Linked DNA regions of Mus musculus: regions 2 and 3 are each linked to region 1. The links are chromatin contacts, found by Hi-C or POLR2A ChIA-PET in ENCODE. All regions are on one chromosome and are shown on one strand. Each heading gives the region's core, a stretch centred on a gene start or an enhancer-like site at or near the end of the contact. The rest is flanking DNA. Distances are from core to core; before and after follow the strand shown.

The links. A loop is a pair of places that touch in the nucleus more often than their neighbours do. ChIA-PET counts read pairs that join two places held with the same protein, here RNA polymerase II (POLR2A).
Region 2: a map of heart shows a loop between it and region 1 (2.1-fold over the local background). The contact joins two enhancer-like sites. A Hi-C loop is called at or near these places in 3 of 37 maps with a recorded cell type or tissue (all heart). POLR2A ChIA-PET finds 5 or more read pairs at or near these places in 1 of 5 experiments (Patski).
Region 3: a map of heart shows a loop between it and region 1 (2.3-fold over the local background). The contact joins the promoter of Tcf7l2 here to the enhancer-like site in region 1. A Hi-C loop is called at or near these places in 9 of 37 maps with a recorded cell type or tissue (T-helper 2 cell, adrenal gland, gastrocnemius and 2 more). POLR2A ChIA-PET finds 5 or more read pairs at or near these places in 3 of 5 experiments (Patski and embryonic stem cell).

What each region holds. Positions count from the first base shown.
Region 1 is chr19:55,787,527-55,790,490 of GRCm38, reverse strand. The region is part of intron 4 of Tcf7l2 (transcription factor 7 like 2, T cell specific, HMG box); the gene reads right to left. Among named protein-coding and RNA genes, the nearest start is that of Gm31734, 46 kb to the right of the region's middle. Within about 2 kb of position 1,435, at least 1 of the 3 ENCODE cell types and tissues checked has a DNase peak (open chromatin) inside an H3K27ac peak, as active enhancers do; it is heart, where a contact is called at or near this core.
Region 2 is chr19:55,836,442-55,839,405 of GRCm38, reverse strand. All of the region lies in intron 5 of Tcf7l2 (transcription factor 7 like 2, T cell specific, HMG box), which reads right to left. Among named protein-coding and RNA genes, the nearest start is that of Gm31734, 95 kb to the right of the region's middle. Within about 2 kb of position 1,430, at least 2 of the 3 ENCODE cell types and tissues checked have a DNase peak (open chromatin) inside an H3K27ac peak, as active enhancers do; they include heart, where a contact is called at or near this core.
Region 3 is chr19:55,740,366-55,743,329 of GRCm38, reverse strand. It overlaps Tcf7l2 (transcription factor 7 like 2, T cell specific, HMG box), which reads right to left and starts at 1,520. Exons shown (of 15, transcript NM_001331146.1): 1 at 800-1,520; 2 at 488-554; 3 at 133-257. The coding sequence starts at 988. Gm31734 (predicted gene, 31734) reads left to right here and starts at 127. Exons shown (of 3, transcript NR_168128.1): 1 at 127-168; 2 at 738-1,121; 3 at 2,640-2,964.

The DNA of each region.
Region 1 (2,964 bases), core at 186-2,685:
ATCATCCACCTACCCACTCATCCATCCACCCATCCACCCACCTACCCACTCATCCATCCATCCACCCACCTACCCACTCATCCATCCACCCATCCACCCACCTACCCAGTCATCCATCCATCTACCCACCCATACATCCATGGCTGACCCAACAACTTCCAGCTATCAGGAAGTACATCTAGAGAATCTAAGACACCCCGCCCCCAGCCCCCACTTCCCTTGAATACCTCCTCCCTCATAATATCTTAAGTTTTACACAGAGGACAACTCCCAAGACCAGGAAGCAGGCTTAAAGAGCACTATGCAAAGGCCTACTCCAGACACTGCACTCCAAACAGTGTGGGAAGCTTCGTGTCTATTGTCTTCAGACCTGTGGTAAATCACAGCAGGGAGAGGAGGCAAGCCATCCCAGCTCTAGACAGAGAAGCTTGCTGTAAGAGCGGAGCTTCTGAAAGGAGAATTCTTCCATTGCAGCCAGCTGCTATCTCTGGTTGGTGACCCTATTAACCTCTTGGTCTGAATAGAGACCCAGAGCCTTAAAGCACTGCTGTCCTCGACTGCACATTCTGCAGAGAAAGGAGAAGCAGAGAGCATGCACCCTAGCTCCCACACCCACCAACAGTCCATCACAGACAGCTGCTGCAAAATAGACACCTGTGTCCCCTTGTCTGTGTTTTTTCACTTTCTGAAGTTTCAGTGACCCACAACTGGCCATGTTCTGAAAATATTAAATGGGAAATTCCAAAAAACTTTTATTATAATGATTCTGTTATACGATTGCTGTTCTTGATCTGTTGCTATACCTACTCTGTAAACTGAACTTTCTCGGGTGTGTATTATAGGGGATGTAGAGTAACGCCTGGCAGGCTTAGTCCTCAGTGTACGCACATACGCAGCCACACATGCATGCAGGAACACACACAAGAAGACAAGTAAGTGCTCACCTGGTGTCTACAGCGACCCTTCCATCCTTCCAGAACTCCTTGGTTCCCACCTCCTGAACCAAGGCACCCCAGCAGAGCCCTCCTACTCATTTACAGTCTCCCAATCTCTGAGCAGAAGTCCAAGCAAGGTCGCATCAATAAATGGCGGGAAACCCTGTCACCCATGAACAGCACAGCACAGGTCTGGCAGGTCTTGGGCAATCTGCTTCCCCTTTCCACACAATACTTTAAGTTTCCAGCCTGGAAACTCCCAACAGTATCAAAGCTGTGGCTTGATCTTTCCAACTTTGCAAGGTAGATAGATAGTCTCTTTGCTCAGGAGCTGGTCCATGGGTCCTGTTACCCATGGCACTTAAGTCTACAGCTTCTCCGGACCAAATGCAGAGCCATCTAATCTCGGAAGGTGCAGTCACCCTGGTGAGTCTACTGTGTCCAACAGATTGGGACTTCCGATCCTGGTGCTGACACTTGCTACCCAGGGGACCTGGAGCAAACTCCCTACCGGAAGGAAGCCCTGGGTTTCCCACTTGTTTGATGAGAATCCCAGCTCTTGACCTCAGAGGCAGCAGAGACTACTGCTGAGCTCAGCAGCCCAAACAAAGGAGGCTATCTTGACAGACAAGCCTCTTTCCCCTCTCCGCTTATTCATGAAGCATTTGGTAAGTTGCAAGAAACAAGACTAACAACAAACAAACAAATGGTTCTGGTTGAGGAAGGGGACCAGATTAGGAATAGAGACAGAGAGATAGGAACAATCATTATTCCTGAGCCCCAAAGCGACTCAAGTGCGATCATAGAGGAGCGTCCCCAGGGTGGCTGAGGCCCAGGGGAGAGAGCCTCACCAAACAGTCACAACTGGCACCATATGAGTGGCAAGAAACAAATGTCCTGGCAGCCAAGGGATCTCCAGGGGCAGGGAGGTGAGATCCTAACGAAAAGGACATCAAAAGAAAGCCCAAATCAAGACCTGATCACACACTGGCCACAACAAATAATGTTTGCTCAAAGGTGGGAGGGAAGAAGGGGGGTGGACAGAGACAGGCCCTTATTGGATAAGGCCGGCTGGCTCATCCATTGTGGAAGAAAGGCTTGTTTTGTGTGTTATACAATGGAGACATTGTTCACAAGTACTTTGCCCATACATAATCAGGCCTGCCTCTGCGTCGCATTACATAAGTCTCCAATGCAGCAAGAGTCCAAGAATGAATGTTCATAAGAAATACACACTTCTAGTTTATACAGGGAGGGGGAGGGGGAGGGGAGGAGGGGGAGGGGGAGGGGGGAGGGGAGGGGGGAGGGGAGGGGGGAGGGGAGGGAAGGGGAGAGGAGGGGGAGGGGGAGGGGAGGGGGAGGGGAGAGGGAGGGGAGGGGAAGGGGGAGGGGAGGGGGAGGGGGAGGGGAGGGAGAGAGAGAGAGAGAATGAATACAGGCTCAGGATGAGATTGGAAATTAGCAAAACAGACATATCAAATTGTTAAAAATCATCACAACCACCTGAAAGTGTAAGGAACCCCCATTTCTTCTCCTCCACTCACCCTTCAAATAAGTGGAGGAAGTACGTGATTTTTTTTTTTAATGTGTGTGTGCGCGCGCGCGAGCGCTTGCTTACATTTTTCTCTGTGGCCATGTGGCTATGTGCACACGTACGTGCAGTTATGATTACCAACACAGATGTATGTGGTAAGCCAGAGGTCGAAGGATATCTTCTGCTTCAATAGCGTCTCCCATTATTTTGAGACAGGATTACTTCCCTGAACCTAGAGCTCAAAACTTAGGTGAGGCTGACTGGCCAGTGAGCTCCAAACTCCAGGGAACCTTCTCTATCTATAGTCCCTCCACCCAAAGACCCATCCTTCACCCAAGCCACACCCTCCACCCAAGCCACACCCCACCCGAGCCACGCCCCCACCAAAGCCACGCCTTCTGCCCGGACCACGCCCCCACCCGAGCCACGCCTTCTGCCCGAGCCACGCCCTCCATCCATGCCCCGCCCTCCATCCAAGCCCCAGCTCTGAGAGTG
Region 2 (2,964 bases), core at 181-2,680, 49 kb before region 1:
AGCAATGACTTGACTGTGGGACAGACTCTTCCCGGCATAGCTCTTCCTGTATATTTTGGGCTCCGTGATCACACAGTGTACCAATTAACACTTCCTCGTCTAGAAACACAGTCTTCTGGGAAAAACATACTCTCTTCGGTGTGGCCGGGGAGTTCTGCCATAGCTTGTAATTTTGGCGAACGAAGTGACTTCCTGTCTGACAGGAAGCAGATGCCAAAGCTCACTTTAGCTGCCTGCAAAATTCTTGTGGAAAAGTTAAACAGAGAGAAAGCCTCCAGTTCCCCCAAGAGAAGACAGCCCTTTATCAGGCAGAGCCCAACTCTTCCAAGATGGCCAACCTCTCCCCTGACCCCTATTTATTAAAATGAGTTTATCTAACAAACAACCCAAGCGCTTTTCGGTCCTGAAGAAGTAAGTCTGGTCTCTGCTTTGGAAACAACAGCCCTTTCAAAGCTTCTAAGACATAATTACCAGTTGAGTTTTGAACTTTGCCCAGATAAAGGCCGATACAGCAGGCTGGGCTGTTTGTTCCTCTAATCAACTAAGTTCAAGTGTGAATAGAACGCTGGCCTCCCTTTGTGCCTCCAACCTCCTCCAAGACAAAGTTACTTTTCTCCCTTTATTAAGCACTAAGTGTATTTTTACAAGGGAGCCTGAATCTTTAGTTTTGTTTTTGAAAATCCCAACCACTTGATCTGGGGGTGGGGGAGTGTTATTAAGTCCACTGAATCAGTTTTTAGGAACAGCAAAGGCTAACAAGACTTAACCAACTGAAAGCTAAAATTTAAATTGTTATCACAAATCATACTTCCTTCCCTAAACCCCACCCTCATAGCCACTGCAGCAGGTACCTACAGGCAGCAATCTCTGAAAGCTGATGTTGTGCAAAGCTACCATGCAGATTTAAGAAACAATGCCAAGCTATTGCTTGGCTCATACACATAAACCCCAAAGAGTGCCCGGGACAGAGGTGGATGGCACATAAAACAATCTACAATTGACATGTCATTTACTGGCATTTTTAATAGTTTCTTCTCTTTTCGTTTTTAATGCAGTTCTATCTTTCCATCTTACTCTCTCTAAGCAGTTCCCTAGCCAGCCTCGGACAGTAAACAGTTAATATTCCACTCTCCCCCGCTGCCTTGGAAAGCAAAGGAACAATTGAGACATTGTCCAGTGAACAAGACTCCCAGGGACGACATTTTTGTTTATGCCCCAGTTCTCAGACTGTCAGTTTCCACTGGGCACGTTAAAGCCTGACCCACACTACCGAAGGCTCGGGAGCTGAAAGGGCTCTGCTTCGCTTGTTTTAAAGCTTCAGAGTCTGTTTTTGATTCAAACCCCAAACTTCCCCTCCCCTGCACCCCGCCTTTTACCCCAGAAAGTTGCCTCCTAACTCCGAGACTGTGTTGCAATTCCTTCTTGGAATCCTTTGCCAAGAAAAGTAACAAAATATTTTTGAATACCAGTGTTTGCATGGTTTGGTCAAAACGGGTGGGAGTGGTTGGGTGGGTGGGAGGAGAAGGCCAGACAAGTGGCCCAGCCTTGAAAGCCAGGGTGTTTTTAACAGATTCTCAAAAAAAAAAAAAAAAAAAAAAAAAAAAAAAAAGCCTCTAAATTGGATATAGGTAAGTCGGGACCAACGATGAACTCAGGCTCAAGGTCTGGGAAGCGGAAAACATTTCAAAATCCAGAGAGTCTTCAAAACAGCCAAACTTTAGGCTCAAAAACATTATTTCTTCCCAGTCCAGGCCACTGCCTGATGCACTGCTGAAACTACAGCCCAAAGATCCCCCACTACCATCCTTAATAGATATGGGCACTGACAAGGGTGGGTTTTGTGGACTTGGGGCCTGCTTTATGACAGCCTACTCAACAGTGAGCCTGCTTCTTCTCTGAGGAGTGACATCACCAGCTTTCACTCCTGCAAGCAGCGTAGGCATCAAAAAGGCAGCCCCGCCATTCTGCACATAGACACTCTTTGCCATTGGCCCAAGGCTACCAATGGGAAGAAGTGCAGGAGTGTGCATACACTCAGGAGCACAGAGGTACTCTCACCTGGGCACACACATACACACACACACACACACAGGTGTACACAAACAGGTGTATATATTCATACACAGATACACACACAATTGTGCCACACAGTGGGCACACACACACAAGTGCACACGCAGCTGCACACACAGGTGTATATACACATACATGGGTACACAGGTGCATACACAGTTGTGCCTCACAGTGGGCACACACACATACACACCCAGGTGAACATGCAGGTGAGGACACAGGTGTACATATACATACACAGGTACATACACAGTTGTGCCACATACAGTGAACACACAACACACCGGTGTATACATACAGGCACACACAGACAGACAGCTATACACACACACACACACACACACACACACACACACACACGCCCAAAAGCATGAGTTCCACACAGGAAATGAGATTCCTGAAAATGGGACTCCTACCTCCCTGGATCCCCTCATTATTTGAATCAGAGACACGGCTTTTTGTCACAAACTGGCCAGGAAGCCTGCAGATGGGGTTGGGGCTACTACTGCCCTGGAGCACCACAGAAAGGAAGTCCGAGCTGCCTGGGTGACTTTACCCAAACCAACCGTAGAAAGCCACCTTTTCCACCCAGCCTTGTGCACCTCTCTTCTCTCTTCTTTCCAGCCCAGCCTCTGGCTAGAGTCCTACTGTGTGCTCCGTATGGGATTGGGGTACGTAATCTGCCACAGGTTCTAACTTGTCAAGATATTATTTTCACTTTATTATTTATCACTATATCCGGGTTTGGGTTGCGGCATTTCTCAGATTGCCAATTCGGATGTCTGTACCCGCTCATCTCATCCCTGCCTTCAACAGGATGAAAGCAGCTGGACTCTGCTGATCAAATCCACAAATGGAAGCTACCCGGCATCTCCCTTTGGACAGCCAGCA
Region 3 (2,964 bases), core at 271-2,770, 47 kb after region 1:
CAAAAGGCAGAGAAAAAGTTTGGAGAGTTCGGGCCGCGAGGGGGGGAGGGGAGGGGGGAGGGGCGGGGCGGGGGAGGGGCAGGGCATGCGGGGCCGGCAGGCGGGCAGGGCGGGGAGCGCGGTGGCACTTACGGTTCGGGCGGTGGGCGAGAGCGATCCGTTGGGGAGGTAGGGGCTCGTCAGGTCGGGGATCATGATGAAGGGGTAGCCGGGATACGGTGGCCCCTTAAAGAGCCCTCCATCTTGCCTCTTGGCCGCTAACATGGCGGGGCGGCGGAGGGGACGGCGGCGGCCGCGCGGCGCGGGAGAGAGCGGGAGAAACTTTTTAGCAAGTGTCCCCCCGAGGGCCCGCGCGCGTCCCCGGGGCCCGGCCGGCGCGGGAACTCGGGTAGGGTGGGTGGGGAGTGGGGCGAGGGCACCCGCCAGGCCGACCCCGGGGAGGGGGAACGCAACCGCGCGGTTTTGGGGGCGCGCGGGGCGCACTCACCTTCTTCCAAACTTTCCCGGGATTTATCTCGGAAACTTTCGGAGCGAGGCGGAGGCCGTCTTTCCGCCTTCCCGGAGGGGCGAGGTGGGGAGGGCGAGGGGCGATAGCCGCGCCGAGGGGGTGCGGGAAGGGAGGGTCGGCGGAGAAAGGGGTGCAGAAAAACACGGTTACAAGTTTTCGCAGCCAGCAGCCCGGGCCACCGTCCGCGCCGCCCGCAAGCCCGACCCGCCTCGCCTCGCTCGCCTTCCAGCCCCGCTCTCCCGGCCCTGGAACCGGCTGGAGCCACCCGCCAGCCCGAGGGGCTCTTCCTACCTCGGAATCGGAGGAGCTGTTTTGATTCGTCTCTGATTCATTGACCAGCGAGGACTTGACATCGGCTAAATCCCTTTCCGCCGAGGAGTTTTCCGAGTTCTTCTCCTCCTGCTCGCCTTCGTCTTTGAAGGAGATCAGCTCGTCGTTAGCGCCTAGGTCATCTCCTCCACCGCCGTTCAGCTGCGGCATTTTTCACCCACCAGCAGCAGCAATTTTGGAAGAAAAATGAAGGAGGAAAAAAAGCAAAAAAAAAAAAAAAAAAAAAAAAAAAGTTTTGCGAGTCCCCCCCAAAAAAATACTGCAAGAAAAAGACGAGTCCAAGGTTAACTTTTTTTTTTCCTGCTTTGGGGTCTTTCTCTCCTGGGGAGGGGAAAAGAGGGAGGAGGGGAGGGGAAGGGGGGAGATCTTCTGCACGCGTGAGTTTGGGTTTCTTTTTTTCTCTCGTTCCCAAGGATCCGATCAATGTGCAAAAAAAAAAAATAATAATAAATAAAAAAGGGGGTAAAAAAAACAACAACAACAACAAGAAGAAGTCAGATATAAGAGCAAAGGGGGGGGAAGCCGAAGACACCGAAGGATCTCGTGCCGCTCGGATTTGAGTGAGTTGAAGTTAGACTGAGCTTTTCAGTTCAAAGGCGGCGCTGATTGACAGATAGAAAAAGGGGGATCGAAATCCGGAGGAACGGAGTAGTCTGGGAGCGGAGATTATTGACAGGGCGAGAGGAACACACTCGCCTTAATGAGATGCCAGGGGGCGGGGCCTCCCCGGTGACGTGTGCATAAATAAACAGCCGGGGTGGGCGGGGCGGGGGCGGCCAACAATGATCCTTTGGGCGCCGGGAGAGGGAGCGGGGCGGGCCGGGGCCGCGGGAGGCGCGCGGGGTGCGGCCTGTGCTCAGCGTGCGAGCCGGGCGCCCGGACGGTGCGGGCCTCGCTCCTGGAGGGGGCGGGTTCCGAAAGACAATGCGGACCGGGAGAGGAGGGGAAGGGGGTGGCAACCCAGTCCGGAATCTGAGCCGGGGAAGGCGGAAGGAAAGCCCACTTGGGGGGCGGGGATGGGGAGAGGCCCAGAAAAAGTGTTAGCCAAGAAGTCCTGAAGATGGGGTCCAGGAGGGGAGGACTATGGGACACAAGGACGGGGTGCTCAGTGGTTAAGTCCCCGATGAAGTCGGCCGCACTGGGGCGGGAAAAGACACGACTGGTCCAAAAGAAGGCTTACCTCTCTTGCTCTGAGAGAACCAGGGGAAGCAGAGAGGCTGGGCCATCTACAGGGAGGGTAAGGCTCCCCTCCCTTGGCTTGTTTAATGACAGTGAATCATGTCATTCAATGTAAAGTCCCACTAGGTTAAATATGCCAAGAAGGCGTTTTATCCAAGAAAACAAATTGTCTGGGGTATTAAAAATATCCTTAAGGAAAATGTAAAGGTTTTTTTTTTATTTTTTTAACTGACGTTGGAAGTAGGAAGTGATGTAGGATCCAAGTCCTTTGGAGGTGAAATGTTTGGGCGTTAACAGCTGCAGGGAAAAATAAAAGTGAAAGTTCACCAAGCCCTGGGGATGAGTAGAGCTGGAGTTTTTCTCCAAAGGGGACTGAGATGAAATGCCCTAAGGCTCTAGATGCTGAGGGCCCTGACAGGAGAAAGTCACCAAAGCTGGCCCAGAAGCCCTTGGGAAGAGGTGGGCAGCCTGGGAGTTGAGATGGGTGTTTGTTGGTTATTAGGCTCCAGTGAGGGCAAACCGATTTGCTATGAGGTGGTGGAGAAAATTATGTTAAAGGAGAAAGGTGGATCCCCAAACCGTGTTTCTGTCTGGTAGACTCAGAAGAGCCTTTCCCTTGCAGATAACCAATGAGAAGTGGACTGGGACGTCCAACGGGCAAGAGGAAGCAAAGAAAAAAGAAATCAGAAAGAATGAGTCAGTGGGGACTGGCAACTGCCATTAGGTGTGATGTTATCCTGAGGTCCACCACGTATTAAATTAACCCACCCTCCCCTTTAATAAGCTCATCTGTTGTAGATTTCCAAAAGTAACCAATTTACTGTGTAATATTTAGAGAATTTGGGGTTTCAACAAAACTGTTCTACAGGCTAAGGCCTCAGAAAGAAGACAACGGAAAACAACGATCCTGAGATTCACAAGGCTAACGAATTCCCCTGCACTGGGAA